Regions from separate parts of the Homo sapiens genome. Here region 2 is linked to region 1. Evidence: read pairs that join two places in POLR2A ChIA-PET (ENCODE). Cell type or tissue: GM12878. All regions are shown on one strand. Links, peaks and the distances in the headings refer to the core of each region. The heading gives the core; the rest is flanking DNA.

Evidence for each region. ChIA-PET counts read pairs that join two places held together with the same protein. Peaks named below come from ENCODE experiments on the same cell type or tissue, not always from the same donor. Only the 100,000 strongest peaks of a DNase experiment are listed, where the experiment ranks them.
Region 2: POLR2A ChIA-PET joins it to region 1 with 6 read pairs; 2 of 35 experiments call an interaction of 5 or more read pairs at or near these places.

What each region holds. Positions count from the first base shown.
Region 1 is chr10:92,231,779-92,234,701 of GRCh38, forward strand. All of the region lies in intron 2 of CPEB3 (cytoplasmic polyadenylation element binding protein 3), which reads right to left. Among named protein-coding and RNA genes, the nearest start is that of CPEB3, 58 kb to the right of the region's middle. In GM12878, for the core only: no CTCF peak of the experiment used is centred there; a DNase peak (open chromatin) is centred at 1,341; H3K4me3 peaks cover 249 bases.
Region 2 is chr10:92,357,367-92,360,289 of GRCh38, forward strand. No RefSeq gene overlaps it. Among named protein-coding and RNA genes, the nearest start is that of MARCHF5, 68 kb to the left of the region's middle. In GM12878, for the core only: no CTCF peak of the experiment used is centred there; no DNase peak of the experiment used is centred there.

The DNA.
Region 1 (2,923 bases), core at 257-2,756:
GCGCGATCTCGGCTCACTGCAACCTCCGCCTCCCGGGTTCAAGTGATTCTCCTGCCTCAGCCTCCCAAGTAGCTGCAATTACAAGAGCCCGCCACCACGCCCAGCAAATTTTTGTATTTTTAGTAGAGACAGGGTTTCACCAGGTTGGCCAGGCTGGTCTCGAACTCCTGACCTCAGGTGATCCATCTGCCTCAGCCTCCCAAAGTGCTGGAATTATAGGTGTGAGCCACCACTCCCAGCCTCAAACTTTTCATATTGCAGTAAACAAAGCATAATTTTTTTTTTTTTTTTGAGAGGGAGTTTCACTCTTGTCATCCAGGCTGGAGGGCAATAGCATGATCTCAGCTCACTGCAACCTCCAGCTCCCAGGCTCAAGCAATTTTCCTGCCTCAACCTCCCGAGTAGCTGGGATTACAGGCACCCACCACCACACCCAGCTAATATTTGTAGTTTTTTAGTAGAGACAGGGTTTCACCATGTTGGCCAGGTTGGTCTCGAACTCCTGACCTCAGGTGATACACCCACCTCGGCCTCCCAAAGTGCTGGGATTACAGGCGTGAGCCACCGTGCCTGAGCAACAAAGCATAATCTTTTGATACCTGCAGATCAAAACACTATAAAAAATCAACTTAGCAATGAAAACCAGTTCCAACTGGATGGCATTACACCTTATACAGCCCTTGAAATACATCAAATTGGGCCAGACATGGTGGCTCACACCTGTAATCCCAGCACTTTGGAAGGCTGAGGCAGGTGGATCACAAGGTCAGGAGTTCAGGACCAGCCTGGCCAACATAGTGAAACCCCGTCTCTACCAAAAATACAAAAAATTAGCCGGGCATGGTGGCAGGCGCCTGTAATCCCAGCTACTCGGGAAGCTGAGGCAGGAGAATCACTTGAACCCGGGAGGCAGAGGTTGCAGTGAGCAGAGACCGTGCCACTGCATTCCAGCCTGGGTGACAGTGGGAAACTCCATCTCAAAAAAAAAAAAAAAATACATCAAATTGGCTAACCAATAGAGAAAGCTATGTAAGTAGAAATTTGTTTCTTTGTCAGAGGATATCTAAATTACATTTCTAAGAGGGTTCTTTTGTACTAACTCACGACAAGGTCATAAAGAGTTTAAACAAGGCTAACCACTTTTCAACATGCAATTTTGAAGTATATAGTTTTATATTAACGTTTCTAGTAGCACAAAAACCTAATATTTCCTAACCAATCCCTCTTTTAAATAGAAAATAGATAATGTGGTTTTGCTGGCATTCATATCAACCATGTCATAACAGGTTCTGAAACAGTTTGTGGGGATGAGTAGACCTTAAAGTGGTTTTGCATTGAAATAGTAGTTAAGAAACCAACTAGAGAAGAGTCTTAAATCTAGGTCATACTATCCTTATTCAAAAGCAAGCACAAACAAGACAATTTATATTACCTCCTGAAAAGATGGTCTTAAAAAAAAGAAAGTGGGGGCCAGATGCGGTGGCTCACACCTCTAATCTCAGCACTTTGGGAGGCCCAGGCTGGCAGAGAACTCGAGGTCAGGAGTTCAAAACTAGCCTAGCCAACATGGTGAAACCCCGTCACCCTGTCTCTACTAAAAATACAAAAACTAGTGGGGCATGGTGGTGCACACCTGTAATCCCAGCTACCAGGGAGGTTGAGGAATGAGAATTGCTTGAACAGGGAAGGCAGATGTTGCAGTGAGCCAAGATCATGCCACTGCACTCCAGCTTGGGCGACAGATTCTGTCTTTAAAAAAAAAAAAAAAAAGGAAATGGACAGAACACAAACTACTTGGAAAAAAAAAAGGAAAAGGAACACAAACTACTTGAAAAATATTGGTATTTCCTAAAAATTTATTATGAGTAGGCATATTTGTTTTTAATATCATTTGTATTCCCATGAATTCATGTAAGAAACTTCTTCCTCAGTTATTGATAACCCACCAGCAAAATTAATACTAAGTTATAATTACCTAGACATGTCATAAAATATAAAACTCCTTGCAATCACCTTTAACTTGGGAATAGAAGGAAAAGGAGAGGGATACGCAGGGTGCGGTGGCTCATGCCGGTAATCCCAGCACTTTGGGAGGCAGATGCGGGCAGATCCAAAGTCAGGAGTTCAGGACCAGCCTGGCCAACATAGTGAAACCCCGTCTCTATTAAAAATACAAAAATCAGCCAGGCATGGTGGCACGTGCCTGTAGTCCCAGCTACTTGGGAGGCTGAGGCAGGAGAATCGCTTGAACCCAGAGATGGAGGTTGCAGTAAGCCGAGATCATACCACTGTACTCCAGCTTGGGGAACAGAGTGAGACTTTGTCTCAAAAAAAAAAAAAAAAAAAGGAGAAGGATAAAGGCAGAGATACAGACAGAAAGTATGGAATAATTTGATTTTTTTTTCCAAATTAAATTTGAATCCAGGCAATCTGCTGCTAAAGCCTGCTTCTGTGACAAATTATCAACCAGAACCTGGGTAAGTCACTTCCTATTTTGGGACTTTGATTTCATAATATTAAAAAATATGTAAAGTAAAATATGTAAAGTAAAAAACAGAAAAAATTATAACCGATGAATCTTCATGGTGGCATACTTACAGTCACTGTATTTTTTTCTTTCTGCATTTCTACAAATACAAAATTTTTTAAAAACACAGCTTCCAGGGTATCTCATAGGGTCAAGTACAGATTCAGTCCAGCTTCTTACATCTACACTGCACTATTAAGCGATGTCCTAGAGACAGAATAGTCAAGGGAGTAGGAGCCATGGGCTCTGGAGGCAACTTTGCCAATTACTGGCTGTGATCTTAAGCAAACAGTGTAAATGCACTGAACCTCAATTTATTTGTCAATATAACAAGGATAATAGGCCGGGCACAGTGGCTCATGCCTGTAATCCCAGCACTTTGGGAGGGCGAGGTGG
Region 2 (2,923 bases), core at 286-2,785, 130 kb after region 1:
TTATCATCTATTTGTGTTACAAACCAATCCAATTATACTCTTTTCATTATTTTTTAATGTACAGTTATTGACTATAATCACCCTGTTGTGCTACCAAATACTAGGTCTTATTTATTCTATTTTTTGTGCCCATTAACCATCCCCACTTCTCCCCACACCCCCTGCCACTACCCTTCCCAGCCTCTGGTAACCATCTTTCTACTCTGCATCTCCATGAGTTCAATTGTGTTTTAATTTTTAGCTCCCACAAATAAGAACATGCAAAGCTTATCTTTCTGTGCCTGGCTTATAAATTCACTAACTTAATGACCTCCAGTTTCATGTGTGTTGTTGCAAATGACAGGATATCCTTTTTATAGCTGAATAGTACTCCATTGTGTATAAGTACCACATTTTCTTTATCCAGTCATCTGTTGATGAAACTTAGGTTGCTTCCAAATCTTGGCTATTTTGAATGGTGCTGCAATAAACATGGGAGTGCAGATACCTCTTTGATATACTGATTTTCTTTCTTTTGAGTATATACCTAGGAATGGGATTGCTATATTGTATGGTAGCTCTATTTTTAGTTTTTTGAGGAGATTCCAAACTGTTGTCCATAGCAGTTGTACTAATTTAGATTCCCACCAACACTGTATGAGATTTCCCTTTTTACCACATCCCCACAAGCATTTGTTGTTGCCTGTGTTTTGGATAAATAAAAGCCATTTTAACTGAGGTGAGGTGATATCTCATAGCTTTGATTTCTACTTCTCTGATGATCAGTGATGCTGAGCACCTTTTCATATATCTCTTTGCCATTTGTATGTCTTCTTTTGAGAAATGTCTTCAGACATTTTGCCCATTTAAAAATCAGATTATTATATTTTTTCCTATAGAGTTGTTTGAGTTCCTTATATATTCTGGGTTTTTTCTTTTTTCTTTTTTTAGACAGAGCCTTCACTCTGCTGCCCAGGCTGGAGTGCAGTGGCATGATCTCAGCTCACTGCAACCTCTGCCTCCCGGGTTCAAGTGATTCTCCTGCCTCAGCCTCCCGAGTAGCTGGGATTACAGTACCACCAAGCCCAGTTAATTTTTGTATTTTTAGTAGAGACGAGGTTTTGTATGTTGGCCAGGCTGGTCTCGAACCCCTGACCTAAAGTGATCCACCCATCTTGGCCTCCCAAAATGCTGGGATTAGAGGCATGAGCCACTGCGCCTATATACTGGTTTTTAATCCCTTGTCAGATGGGTAGTTTGCAAATATTTTATCACGTTATAGGTTGTCTCTTTATTTTATTGATTGTATCTTTTGCTGTGCAGAAGCTTTTTAACTTGATGTGATCCCATTTGTCCCTTCTCACTTTGGTTCCCTGTGCTTCTGAGGTATTACTCAAGAGATCTTTGCCCACTCCAATATGCTAAAGAGTTTCCCCAATGCTTTCCTTTCTTTCTTTTTTTTCTTATTTTTTTATTTTTTTATTTTTTGGAGACAGAGTCTCATTCTGTTGCCCAGGATGGAGTGCAGTGGTGCAATCGTGGCTCACTGCAACCTCTGCCTACTGGGCTGAAGTGATTGTCCCACCTCAGCCCCCCACAAGTAGTTGAGACTACAGGCATGCATCATCATGCCTGGCTAATTTTTGTATTTTTAGTAAAGATGGGGTTTCACTTTGTTGGCCAGTCTGGTCTTGAACACTTGACCTCAAGTGATCCACCCACCTCAGCCTCCCAAAGTGCTGGGATGACAAGCATGAGCCACCTTGCCCAGTCAAGTTTCCCCATTGTTTTCTTGTAGCAGTTTCATAGTTTGAGTTATTAGATTTAGGTCTTTAATACATTTTGACTTGATTTTTGCATATGGCAAGACATAGGGGTCTAGTTTCATTCTTCTGCATATAGATATCCAGTCTCCCAGCACCATTTATTAAGGAAACTTTCCTTCCCCCAGTGTATGTTTTTGGCACATTTGTTAGAAATGAGTTCACCACAGATGTATGGATTTATTTCTGGGTTCTCTATTCTGTTCCACTGGTCTATGTATCTGTCTTTATGCCAGTATCATGCCATTTTTGTTACTATAGCTTTGTAATATAATTTGAAGTCAGCTAATGTGATTCCTCCAGTTTTGTTCTTTTTGCTTAGGATAGCTTTGGCTATTCTGGATCTGTTGAGGTTCCATAAACATTTTAAGATTGTTTTATCTATGTCTGTGAAGAAAGTCATTAGTATTTTGATAGGGATTGCATTGAATCTGTAGATTACTTTGGGTAGTATGGACATTTTAACAGTATTGATTCTTTTAATCCATGAACATGGGATATCTTTCCATTTTTTGTGTGTGTCCTCTTCAATATCTTGCATCAGTGTTTTATAGTTTTCTTTTTTTTTTTTTTTTCTTTTTTCAAACAGGGTTTCACTCTGTCTCCCAGGCTGGAGTACAGTGGTGCAATCTCAGCTCACTGCAACCTCTACCTCCTGAGTCCAGATGATCCTCCTGCCTCAGCCTCCCAAGTAACTGGGACTACAGGCATGCTCCACCATGCTCAGCCAAAGTATTTTACAGTTTTCATTGCAGAGATCTTTCACTTCTTTGATAAGTTAACTCCTAGGTATTTAATTGTATTCGTAGCTGTTGTTAATGGGATTACTTTCTTGAATTCTTTTTCAGATTGTTCACTGTTGCCGTATAGAAATGCTACTGATTTTTGTATGTTGATTTTGTATCCTGCAACTTTACTGAATTTACTAGTTCTAATAGTTTTCTTATGGAGTCTTTAGGTTTTTCCAACTATAAGATCATATCATCTGCAAACAAGGATAACTTGACTTCTTCCTTTCCAATTTGGATGCCCTTCATATCTTGATTGCTCTAGGTAGGACTTCCAGTACTATGTTGAATAACAGTGGTAAAAGTAGGCATCCTGGCCAGGCACGGTGGCTC